Linked DNA regions of Homo sapiens: region 1 is linked to region 2. The links are chromatin contacts, found by Hi-C or POLR2A ChIA-PET in ENCODE. All regions are on one chromosome and are shown on one strand. The core of a region is the stretch at or near the end of the contact, and the rest is flanking DNA. Distances in the headings are between cores, read along the strand shown. Region 1 has its middle 16 kb from the start of LINC00887. Region 2 has its middle 62 kb from the start of LINC02038.

Region 1 (5,594 bases), core at 743-3,242, 510 kb before region 2:
CTGAGGCAGGAGAATCACTTAAACCCAGGAGGCAGAGGTTACTGTGAGCCAAGATCGTCCCATTGCACTCCAGCCTGGGCAACAAAAGTGAGACTCTGTCTCAAAAAAAAAAAAGAAAAAAGAAAGAAAAAAAGAAAATGCCAAATCCATTACTTCTTTGGGAACCTCAGGTGTAACCGCTGGTGTGCTGTGGATGACACAGCATCACTGGGATCTGGTGCCTGGTATGAGCTGTGTGAAGGAGTAGGAGTGTGCTCACCCATCCGCAGGGCCACCGTTGGTCACTGTCCTACATTTTCCCTCCTTGCTCCCAGGGCTAGTCCTGGTTAGGTGTGGGCGGCAATCTGGGGACAGCAGTCAGCTTGCTGTCTGCTCCACTCTGCAACAAACTGCCTTCCTCAGTGCCCACCCCAACGGAGAAGGAACAAATGGTCTTCTGTTTGGATGGAGGAGAGGATTTGTATCTGTTCTCAGCTGCCTGTGGGTTTGTGCTTCCCACCTGCCTGCCCAGGCCTCATCTGATGTATCAGGAGTCCTCTGGGCGGGCACCAATGAGGGCAGCCTTTCAACTAATCCGGGGTGCCACCGAGGAGCTGGAGTGCGAGCTCTTTGGCCCTATGGGAAGCTCCCCTGGGAGGCTGCACTCTTTTCTACCAGTGAATGTTCTTTCACCCACTTCCTGCGGGCGCTGGCCAGATCCTCTGTGAGCAGTGGAGCTTGGCATGGTTCAGCGTGGAGCAGCCCTCCCAGCCACCCAGGGAAATCTCTCCATTCAATTACCTCCTGGCTTCCCACGCGTGGCCCATTAGCCTTGTCTGGGGCTCTTATGCATCAGGATTTATCATTGTGCAGCACCTGCGGGGGAGCTTGCCCCAGGCTTTGAAGGTCCTTCTGCAGAGGAGCTTAGGCAGGAGCAGGGGGCGCACGGAGGAGGTTTCTCTCAGTGGAGGAGCACGTGCTATGATTTCCTAGCCTGCTGTTGACGCTCCATTGCGGTCCTCATCACTTCAGAGCACTTTCATTCTTATTTTATTTTTAAATTTTTAAAAGAGACTGGGTCTCTTTTGTTGCCCAGGCTAGAGTACCGTGCTGTGATCACAGCTCCCTGGAGGCTTAAACTCCTGGGCTCAAGCAATTCTCGTGTCTCAGCCCCCTGAGTCGCTAAGACTACAGGTGGGCATCACCATGCCTGGCTAATTGATTTTATTTTTTAGAGATGAGCTCTTGCCACGTTTCCCAGACTGTGCTTGAACTCCTGGCCTCAAGCAATCCTCCCACTTCAGCCCCAAGAGTTGCTGGGATTACAGGGGGAAGCCACCTTGTCCGGCCCAGAAGCACTTTTCAAAGCCTCTTACGTTGGATGCTGTAGGTTCCATGCGACAATGACACTAATTATGATTTAAGCAGCACCTACTAGAAAGGAGCGTGTCTCATACATTATTGATCACTCTTAAAACTGCCTAGCTCCACGTGGTGGCTCACTCCTGTAATCCCAGCTCTTTGGGAGGCTGAGGCAGGCGGATCACCTGAGGTCAGCAGTTCGAGACCAGCCTGGCCAACATGGCGAAACCCCCTTTCTCTACTAAAAATACAAAAATTAGCCAGGCGTGGAGGCGCGTGCCTGTAATCCCAGCTACTTGGGAGGCTGAGGCAGGAGAATCACTTGAACCTGGGAGACGGAGGTTGCAGTGAGCCGAGATTGCACCACTGCACTCCAGCCTGGGTGACAGAGTGAGACTCCATGTAAAAACAAACAAACAAAGAACCCCAAACTGCCTAGCTCCATTTTGTTCAACAAGAGGCTCAGAGAGTATGTTTGAGGTCACCCACGTGTGTATTTTACGTCTAAAACCTCTCCTGACCCTCGAATGACCCACTCCTGGCTGTAGTCAGTTAGGTCTGTTCAGCCGCAGGAGAGGAGGCTCACAACGGCCAGGCAGGCTCCGATCTTCTCAATGTGGTCCCTCGCTGTGGCGGCTTAGCTTAGATCTTCTCTCAAACTCAGGCCGCTAGAGGGTCCCCACCGGGAAAGGGACACGCCAGGGCGTGGGGCAGGTCTGGAGCGGCCCGGGGCCGGGTGGATCCCGGCGCTCTGCTTTTACCTGGCAGGCGGGAGCGGTCCGGCGGGGCGTGGGCGCAGCGGGGGCCCGGGGCTGGAGGGGAGGGGACGGAGGGGGCAGGAGGGGGAGGGCCGGGAGGAGCCAGCAAGCTGGCGGCGGCGGCGGCCTTGAGCCACTGGCTGGGGCTGGTTGTGGCCGAGGCTGTGGCGAGAGGCGGGGCCGCTGGTGTGGCCAACGAGCCCGTAATGAAGCCCGGCGCCTGAGTCCCCTTTGTTCCCGGGGAACTACTTAAAAAGCCCCCTCCTCAGTCCCCGTGCGGGGCGAATGAGGACAATGGCCGGAGTCGCAGTGGGCAGAGCGGAACGCCCCCTTCAGAGAGGCCTTTCCAGCCGCGCGGCCCGGGGGACTGCAGGCGGGGCGCGCGCTGCCCTTCGAGGCCAAGAGGCCAACGGTGAAACAACAAAGATTTTTTTTTTCTTTCTTTTTTCTTTTTTTTTTAGAAAGAAATCTCGCCATTGCCGGGAATGGGTAAATCACTCAGGCCGCGTGGGTCCTTGGCAGATGGCAGAGGCGGCTTCCCAGTCCCCCACCTGGCACTAGAGGGACGGGGCGCGCACCCAACGGTGGCACGCATCGCCGAATTTTCCTGAATGCCGCTGTGGCACATTCCTGGCCTTTGCAGTTATTAGGAAATGAGAGGATCTTTTTTCCTTCTACTCTCCCCTCCCCCTGCCTTCGTTTTTCTTCCAGGCATGGAATTATCTACTTTAGCAGTTCAAAAGACATTCCATTCCCATGACAAAGACAGAAAGGGGTGATGTTGGCATACTGTAGCCCTCTTTCTCATAGGGAGACTTGAGCAATAAATCATAATGAATGAGAATTTAAAATAGCATTTATTTAACCTTTAATAGTACACCTTGCTGATTTTCAAAGCGTCACCAACAGCTTTGTTTTTCACATTCCCCAGCAAGGGTCCAACTCAAACTTTGAGCAGACAGTAGCGAATTTTATTCCTCTCATATATTCCTAAAAAAAAATGGGTTGAGGGGATTCGTGTTCCGCTCCCTCTCAGCTCTTAAATGTCTTAAGTCTATCACTGAACAAAGACTGACAGAAGATTTTAAAATAGAATGCAAAACTATCATCACAGCAAATATCTACTTACATCTTTTTTTTTTTTTTTTAGATGGAGTCTCGCTTTGTCGCCCAGGCTGGAGTGCAGTGATGCGGTCTCGGCTCACTGAAGCCTCCTCTTTCCGAAGCCTACGCCTCCCAGGTGCAAGCGATTCTCCTGCCTCAACCTCCCAAGTAGCTGGGATTACAGGCGTCCGCCACCACACCCGGCTACTTTTTTTTTTTTTTTTTTGAAACGGAGTCCCGCTCTGTCGACCAGGCTGAATGGAGTGCAGTGCCGCGCTCACTGCAAGCTCCGTCTCCCGGGTTCACGCCATTCTCCTGCCTCAGCCTCCCGAGTAGCTGGCACTACAGGCGCCCGCCACCACGCCTGGCTAATTTTTTTTTTTTTTTTGTATTTTTAGTAGAGACGAGGTTTCAGCATGTTAGCCAGGATGGTCTCGACCTCCTGACCTCGGGATCCGCCCGCCTTGGCCTCCCAAAGTGCTGGGATTACAGGCGTGAGCCACTGTGCCCGGCCCTTTTTTTTTTTTTTAAAGTAGAGACGAGGTTTTGGCATGTTGGCCAGGCCAGTCTCCAACTCCTGACCTCAGGTGATCTGCCCGCCTCAGCCTCCCAAAGTGCTGAGATTACAGGCCTGAGCCACTGTTCACGACCCCACGCCCAGCTCTACTTATATCTTCTATTTAGCACTCTTCTTTCTGGCTTGGAACCCACCTATCTCTTTTCCAGAGGCAATGATATACACAGGTATCCACCTTAGCTCACCCAAGACGGGCTCACACCAGTGAATGCCAGAGTATCTGGAAGTGGTTGATCAAAAACATTCTCAATAATGGGTAATCCAGCAGGAGACACCAACCTCGACAAAAATGAAAGGTCAGGGGGATTTTCCCCCAAAAGAACGGAATATTCTAAAAGTTTGAACACCTTTTAACAGTCTTGGGCTTTCATCCCTGTGTGTGTTGCAATTTACAGTTGTGCTTGAGGATGGGAGAATATCCTAGGTCATTGTTTTCAGTAAGGGTCATTTTTAGCTTCTCAGAATGTGACTCTGGTATGTTCCATTGCACAGGTATTTTTCACAGTTCCCTAGGCCTGACTGGTCTGAGAGTATTTAAGGCTGCCCCAGAGAGGAGCCCCTAGCCAGGCGATTCCCGGCTTGTGCAGGAATCGCAGTGGAAGGACAATGGGCCAATTACTAGCAAAGCCTGCGGTCTCCCTGGGAGAGGTTAAGGAGGAGAGCACATGGCCTTTAAGCTACCGTGTCATCTGTTCTGGGGCTTAATCAAGTTATCATATCACCCCAGTGTCTCCCGGCTTCTATCCATCGATTTGAATGAAGACAAAAATTTGCAGACAAATTTCTAGCAGCAGGAAGTTGGTGCTCTCCTGTGAGGCTGGATGAAAAGCACCTGTAACCTTGCCGGCCTCCATCTAGCTCCTGCTGGGAGCTGCTTCAGGCAGCAGCCTGCTGGATTCAGAGCCTGCCTGTCAGTGGAAGCTGGGCTCGGGGGAGGATGCTAGTATGTGTTTCAAGAGAATGGCCTGGAGCAGGCTCAGCTGTGGCTAGGACGGCACAATGTGGCCAGCTACTGGGGAATGGGTAGGTGGACACTGTCACCTTCCTTTTGATATTGACCTGGAGTCATATTTAAGTTAAGACAGAGCTGGCGTGCAACAATCCTCATGATGGTTTGAAGGGAAACTGTTTCTGTCTCTGGAGGGAGGGTAAGAGTCAAGGAGCTCTCCCACACTGCCATGAAGGCCAGACCTCTACTCCTCTCTGAGCTGGTTTCCTTCTCGGTGAAGCTCAAGCATGTAGTAATTTGCATCTAATCTGCAGGGTGGAAGAGAAAGGAAGTTTGATGTAGTAGATTGAGCATTGTTTGGGAGTCATAAGACATGTTCTAGACCTAGCTCTACAACTTGGGTAAGTGGCTTAGCCGCTTTTTTTCTTGGTTATTTCGCGTATAAGATGGGGATAATGATCCAGGCTGTTGCCTACTTCACAGGTTATGAACCAAGGAGATGAAAGATGCTGATCAGTCAATGAAAAAAATTTAAAAACCACATTACTAGTGCCTCTAAAGCCCTGCCAGCATCTATGCCCTGTGATTCAACATCACAAAGAGGGCTAGGAGAAGAAGAAAGTTATTAATTGGCATTACTATAAAAGCATTCCATCCTGAGAAGAGGTTCATCACTGAATGTGAATTTCATAGTCATTAGCAGAAAAAGCCAGAGGGTATGAGTTCAACACTCTGAGGTGGCTTGTTGATCTGATCAAAATCAACTTTTCTGGAGTCCACAGAAAATTAGACTTTTTGACATTCTGCTGAAAGAGTCATATCCCAAAAAGGCTGGATGGAGACCTGGTCAATAAATCACTTCTTC
Region 2 (6,192 bases), core at 986-3,485:
GCCAAGTCTCTCTGTTCTCAGATGCTCAACTCTAATGCCTCCAAAGCACAAAATCAGAGTAGCTCAAATAGGGCAGCAGCTTAGTTTGGATAAATCATGTCAGTCCCTGGATGATTACTGTCCTTATAAAGTAGGGGTCACACCCCCCAAAGAGCAGTGCAAAATCTCTTGGAAAATGTACATGGGAGATGCAAAAAAGAATGCATCTGCAGTCATCTCTTTATATCTATGTGGAGATTATCTGTTTAACAAGCATTAAATGAGAGGTTCATCTCTTTTTTTTTTTTTTTTTTTTGACAGAGTCTCATTCTACAGTCCAGGAATGCAGTGGTGTGATCACAGCTTGCTGCAACCTCTACCTCCTGGGCCAAAGTTGTCCTCCCATCTCAATCTCCTGAGTAGCTGGGACTGCAAGCACACAGTACTAGGTCTGTTTTTTTGTTTTTTTGTTTCTTTGTAGAGATAAGGTCTCACTGTATTGCCCAGGCTTGTCTTGAACCCCCGGGTTCAAGCTCTCTGTGTGTCTCAGCCTCCCAAAGTGCTGGTATTACAGGTGTGAGCCACCATGCCCAGCCTGCATTGTGTTTTGTCTTGGGTTCACAGTGTAGGGTTCACATTCGGACCACTGGTGCAGAAGAGGGTAAATTTAAACCCCTTCAAGTCACAAACTTGCAGGTATACGTGCTAAGTGAATAAAAGGAGGGAGTTCAAGTGGCTCACAACTATAATCCCAGCACTTCGGGAAGCCGAGGTGAAAGATCGCTTAAGGCCAGGAATTCAAGATAGCCTGGGCAACATCTCAAGATCCAATCTCTACAAAAAATCTAAAAAACTTTTTAAAGGTGAGGGCAGTGGTAAACAGTATAATACACTGATTTTGTATTTAAAAAGGAAAAAGGAATAGGGATACACATATACCTACTTATTTGCATTGTATCCATGATGACTACATCTGAAGGAATGCACCAGAAGCTGGAAACATTGTTCCTAGAAGTGGAAGATGGGTGATGGGAGGAAGGAGTAGGAGGGAGGATTTCTACTTTATATCGTTGGTACCATTTTAAACTTTAAACCATGAGAACGTATTACCTATTCACCAAAGAATCAATACAATTTGATGTAAAACATCATGCAACCTGTTCCATGGCAGGGTCAGTGGCTCCAGGTCCTGGGAGTAGGAGAGCAGTAGGTTGGAAAGGGTTGTTTTAGAACCTGTCTCAGCCAGCCTGGCTGAGAGTTGTGACATCCTTTGACCTCAGACTGTGCTCCTCCTGCTACCCAGAGTGTGGCCAGGAGTCACAAGCTCATGTTATTTCTTCAAGCAAATGATGATGTACATCGGTTGCTGGCTGGCATATCGTGCTTTCCCAGCAAAGCAACAAGAATGCTTATGTCCCTGTCTGGGATCTCACTGAAGAGGGTTGCAGACCAAACAGAGGGAACCCCAGAAGCTGGTCATGATGGGCTGGGAAAGTATGTGCTGTAAGGGAGGTCTGAAGCCGGGAGACCAGAGGGCTCGAGGAGCCAGGAGCCGTGTTTCCAGCCATCTGAAGGGAAACCAGAAGACAGGCTAGATGAGAGCTGGGTGGACCTGTGTCCTGGGCAACCTGCAGACTTCCCAGAGCCCCTTTCCTCATCCGCAACATGGGACAGTAATATCCACAGCAAAGGTCTCTCTGGAGTTTTCTGGTTTACGACTTAATGCATGCAAGATGTCTAGCACTTACTAGGCACCCTGCAGAGGTTTCTGAGTCCCATCCCCACCCCTAATCATTCCTGTCAAACCACTAAATTTGTTCAGAGTGGCCCCAGTGTGTGAAAGCTGCAGGAAAAGAGACTTGGGCTCCTATTAGAAAAGACTTTCCTATAGACAGAACCATTCAAAGGTGGAGCAATTCTGTTCTGATGGGCATTTTTCAGGTAACAGTGCTTTATTGGAAGAAACTCAAGGCTCTTTTTTCTGGGTCTCTAAACTCATGACAAACGAAGTAGGATCAAAGACCCCTGGGCCCCATCTCAGACATGGCCCTTCGTGGCCCCTTCCACCTCACTCGCCTCTCCATTCCTGTCCCTCCTCCAGCCAGCCTGTGCAGCTCCCAGAAAGGCTCAATTAAGAAGGCATTTCCAGACCTCGCTGCGGCTGGCACCACCACATTTTTTGCATTCTCTGCCTCTGCGGCTCCTGGAGGCATGAGGTGTGTATCTGCCTGTGTGTGTGTCTCTTATCTACCTCAGGAGAAAAGGACACGAGTCTTGTGACTCAGCCTAAGAGCAATTTCCTCCTTTGACTTCACATTTCCAATTGGAGGGACCCTGGGTTCCAGCGATAACCGTGAGAGTGTCTTCTTAGAGCGAATGTCCTTAATTGTGCTCTGACTTTCCAGGGCTTCTGAGCAGGTGCTGTTGGGAGTCCTTGAGAACTCCAGAATAAGTGAGGTCTGATCCATGCTCCAAACGCAACTACAGTCAAATAGAGGGGATACACACTTATGTTCGGTGTAACTCTCACACCAAACGAACCATGACAAATGCCACAGGGAGCTAAGTGCCATAAAGAATGATTGTAAATGTTAGATATAATAATGGCAAGTGGTTATGTTAAAGGGAAAGCAGTCCTTCTCAGTCAGAGATGCATGCAGATGTCTAGGTTGTTTTAAAATACTCTAGGGAAAGCCAGGCCCGGTGGCTCATGCCTGTAATCCCAGCACTTTGAAAGTCCAAAGCAGGCGGATCACCTGAGGTCAGGAGTTCGAGACCAGCCTGGCAAACATGGAGAAACCCTGTCTCTACTAAAAATACAAAAATTAACTAGGCAGGGTGGCGGGAGCCTGTAATCCCAGCTACTCAGGAGGCTGAGACAGGAGAATCACTTGAATCTGGGAGGTGGAGGTTGCTGTGAGCCAAGTTCACACCACTGTACTCCAGCCTGGGCGGCAGAGCAAGACTCTATCTCAAAATAAATAAATAAATAAGTAACGCTAGGGAAAAACATCTTAAGTGTTTTGGGGTGAGATGATATGATGTCTGGGGTTTGATTTAAAACATTCCAGAAAAAAGGTTGGAGAATAGATGAACAATTTGGCAAAACATTGATAATTGTCATTATTAAAGCTGGGCGTGGGTATAAGAGAGTTTGTTATATCATATTCTCTATTTTTGTATATGCTTGGAAAATTCCAGAATAAAAAGTTAAAAGGAAATGAATGGTTAATGCTGACAGGAGGTGTGTGGGTCAGGGACAGCTTCACACAGTAGGTGAGGTTGAAACTGGGCTTAGAAGATGAGTCAGAGATTGGAAGTGGGAGGGATAGACATGATTTGGAAGCTCTTGTTGGCTTTATTTTTTGTCTGTAAATCCTTCTGTTCTCCTGGGTTTTCATAGCAGTGAAAGCATTTCCCCCTCCAGGGTGTGACCTGCCCTTGTTTCAGACACCCCTTTGGATGGGGCCTCTCAGTGAGGCCTTCTTTGGCTGGCAGAGCTGGAGCTGTCGTGGCCCTGACCAGGTCTGCAGCCCCCACCCCGCTTCCTTCCTCCTCTCTCCCCCTCCATGCCCCGTCTGGGGAAAATTATCCCAGCTCCAAGTAGTAAATTTAAGGCCTTGGCAGCCCTCCCACAGATGACTCCCAAATTATCCCATTCCAAGGGTGGGAGTGGGGAGGCCAGAAGTTCAGGCCCGAGGCATTCACCCAGTCGTTTGAGAGCTCCGGGCGCCATCTGCTGACGGCACCCGGAGCTCCAGCTTGGAATGAAGGCAGGGGGTGTGCTGGAATTCACCAACTCCAGAACAAGGCCGGTCTCAGATCTCTGAGAATGAAGGGGATGCACTGTTTGACAGACACCAGGCAGAAAAGGCGAAGAAAGAGGACGTGTGTGCGTGTGCCTATGTGTGTGCCCGAGTCTGCGTTTGTGGATTTATGCATTTTATGCATGGCGACTGGCTGCTGGGCTGGGGGTGTTTTGGAGGGTGTGTTGGGATGGTCTGCATGCTTCTGTCATTGTTCCTTAGGGTGAGTATGTGGGCCGTCTCCAGAGTAAAAAGACAGTAAATAAGAGGTAATCAGACCCAGCTGTATCCCTCCGAGGGAAGTCTCCAGATGTCCTCCCATCGTTAATCCTCAGCCCAAACATGGGTGATAGGTGACTCGGTTGATTGCATTTTCAGCTGGGGAAAATGAGGCATGTGGCATAACCAGAGCCCTTAGTGAGAAGACTGGCTTCACCACAAGCATCAAATAACCTGGAGGCAAAGACCCTGGAGGTCATTGAGTTCAACCTTCTTACTTTGCAGAGAAGGAAGCATGAGTTCAATGAAGGGGAAAGCAAAAGAGATCCTATTAGATTATCCTTCAAGTCCTTCTCAGCCATGAGTTCTGATGGGCAATTCCGCAACTCACCAAGCCCAATATTTGTGCCAGGAGGGTCCTGGGCAGCTGCTCTCCTGCCTTGCCCCATCTCTGCTTTACCTCTTCTCTATTTTCTCTCCTGAAAGAATTTCCTGGCCCATAAATCCTGAGAGATTTATTATTTCCTGAGGCATCCCTTAGTTGGAAAATGTAGCTTTACAGTCGCCGACTCAGGACCACACTGGGGTCCCAGCTGTTAGCGTGGGAGCACAATTTCTCCTGCATGGTAGTGGGGAGGACGCCAGCCTTCCACCCATCGCAGAGGGGCCACCAACATCACTAGTTACATTTCCTGGCTTCTAACTAAAGCTGCTGAAACACCAGCTCAGAAGTTTCTCTCAGCAAGTTGTAAGAGCAGCCACAAAGTCTAAGAAGAACCAAAGAGCTTGGTTTCTCTCCTCGCCAGCTGGAAGCAGGGGACCTGGGATCTTCCTGTCATCACGATTATTTCTTCTCTCTAAAATGACTGCTTCTGACTCTAGTCTTTTCCCCTCCAATGTGAAAAAAAAAAAATTCCTAAAGCACAGCTCACCTCAAAATCCTGCAGGCAACACCTCCTTTTTTCATATAGGATAAGTCCAGATACTTTTATGGGTTCTTCAAGCACCTCAAACCATGACCCCACATCCCTCCAACACCTTCTCTTCATATTTTCCTATGTGCACTGAGTTCCGGCCACACTGGCCCCTTACCTGTTTCTAGTTCCACCCCCAAGGCCGTTCTGCATCTGCATTGACCATACTGTCACTCACAGCTCCCTCAACCTCAAATGCTCCTTTCTCTGTCTCTAAATGTTGAGATCCCATTTCCCAAAGACCTATCTCAAATGCCATCCTTTCCTGGAAGCCTTTAGGGACCTCCTCCCTCCAAACTAAACAATCCCTGTTGAGTCTGCTGGTGTTGTATTCGGCTTGTACCTTTTCACATTCTTCTAGGCTGCCTTATTTTACAGCTCCTTCTTCCCATTGACTATTCCCCCACTCAGATTCTGAGACCCTGGAGTGCAGCGGCAGTGTCTACAGCATCTTCCTCTTTCCTTTCATCACCCTCCTTCCTCCCAAAGATCCAGCAGTGAGGACAGTTCCCAGCAATGAGGACATTCTCAGGGGATAGTGGTAGAATTGAATTTCCAAGTAATTTATAAGCGATATTCACGTAATCTAATATTTTGACTTTTCCAATCTCTGCTCTCCTCCCTTAGGGCAAATTAACCCAGAAGAGTACTTCAGAGAACACAGACAAACTGCCGTGCAGTGAAGAGAATGTGGCAGGAAGCCCTGGTATTCTAGAAGAAGCTCTGCCCACTCCAGACAGGATCCGCACGCCTAGTGCCATGTCTATCTCCAAGGAGATCACATTCTAGAGCCAAGGACCGCCACTGAGAAGAAAGTAACGTGAGCCGTCAGAATGCATACCTGGAGCGCTCCAGGAAGGAAATCTCAGCCCCGGCATCCTCCATGGTCACACGGAGAGGGCGGGTGTCCTTGTAGCTTTGGCCCTGAGATGGGAGCTAGAGCTGGACACAGGGTTCTAGTCCTGGCTTTGCTGTAAACAGCTCCCAGACCTGGAGCAAGTGCCTTACCTGTCTGTGTAATGTGGGAGCTGATGTGGATCATCTTTAAGCCCTCTGCAAGATGGACACGCTGGGATCATAATAAGGACACATGCCAGTCAGGCCAGGTTCTTCATTTGAAAACCTTTATACATTTTTTTCTCTTCAGCCTTAATAAAATTAACTCACCTAGCATTGTATATATGTCAAGCAGTTTTGATCATCCAAATTTTTTA

The links. Hi-C counts contacts between places; a loop is a spot of excess contacts on that map. ChIA-PET counts read pairs that join two places held with the same protein, here RNA polymerase II (POLR2A). Pooled maps may share reads with other maps.
Region 1: a loop to region 2 is called in a map of PC-9, with 9 times the contacts of the local background. The contact joins two enhancer-like sites. A Hi-C loop is called at or near these places in 6 of 168 maps with a recorded cell type or tissue (HL-60/S4, PC-9, astrocyte of the cerebellum and 3 more) and 3 of 50 pooled maps. POLR2A ChIA-PET finds 5 or more read pairs at or near these places in 6 of 52 experiments (A673, AG04449, Caco-2 and 3 more).

The regions. Positions count from the first base shown.
Region 1 is chr3:194,293,814-194,299,407 of GRCh38, reverse strand. No RefSeq gene overlaps it. Among named protein-coding and RNA genes, the nearest start is that of LINC00887, 16 kb to the left of the region's middle. Within about 2 kb of position 1,992, at least 20 of the 41 ENCODE cell types and tissues checked have a DNase peak (open chromatin) inside an H3K27ac peak, as active enhancers do; they include A673, HCT116 and PC-9, where a contact is called at or near this core.
Region 2 is chr3:193,778,479-193,784,670 of GRCh38, reverse strand. No RefSeq gene overlaps it. Among named protein-coding and RNA genes, the nearest start is that of LINC02038, 62 kb to the left of the region's middle. RefSeq lists silencers at 3,157-3,451, 3,704-3,763. Within about 2 kb of position 2,235, at least 11 of the 41 ENCODE cell types and tissues checked have a DNase peak (open chromatin) inside an H3K27ac peak, as active enhancers do; they include A673, HCT116 and PC-9, where a contact is called at or near this core.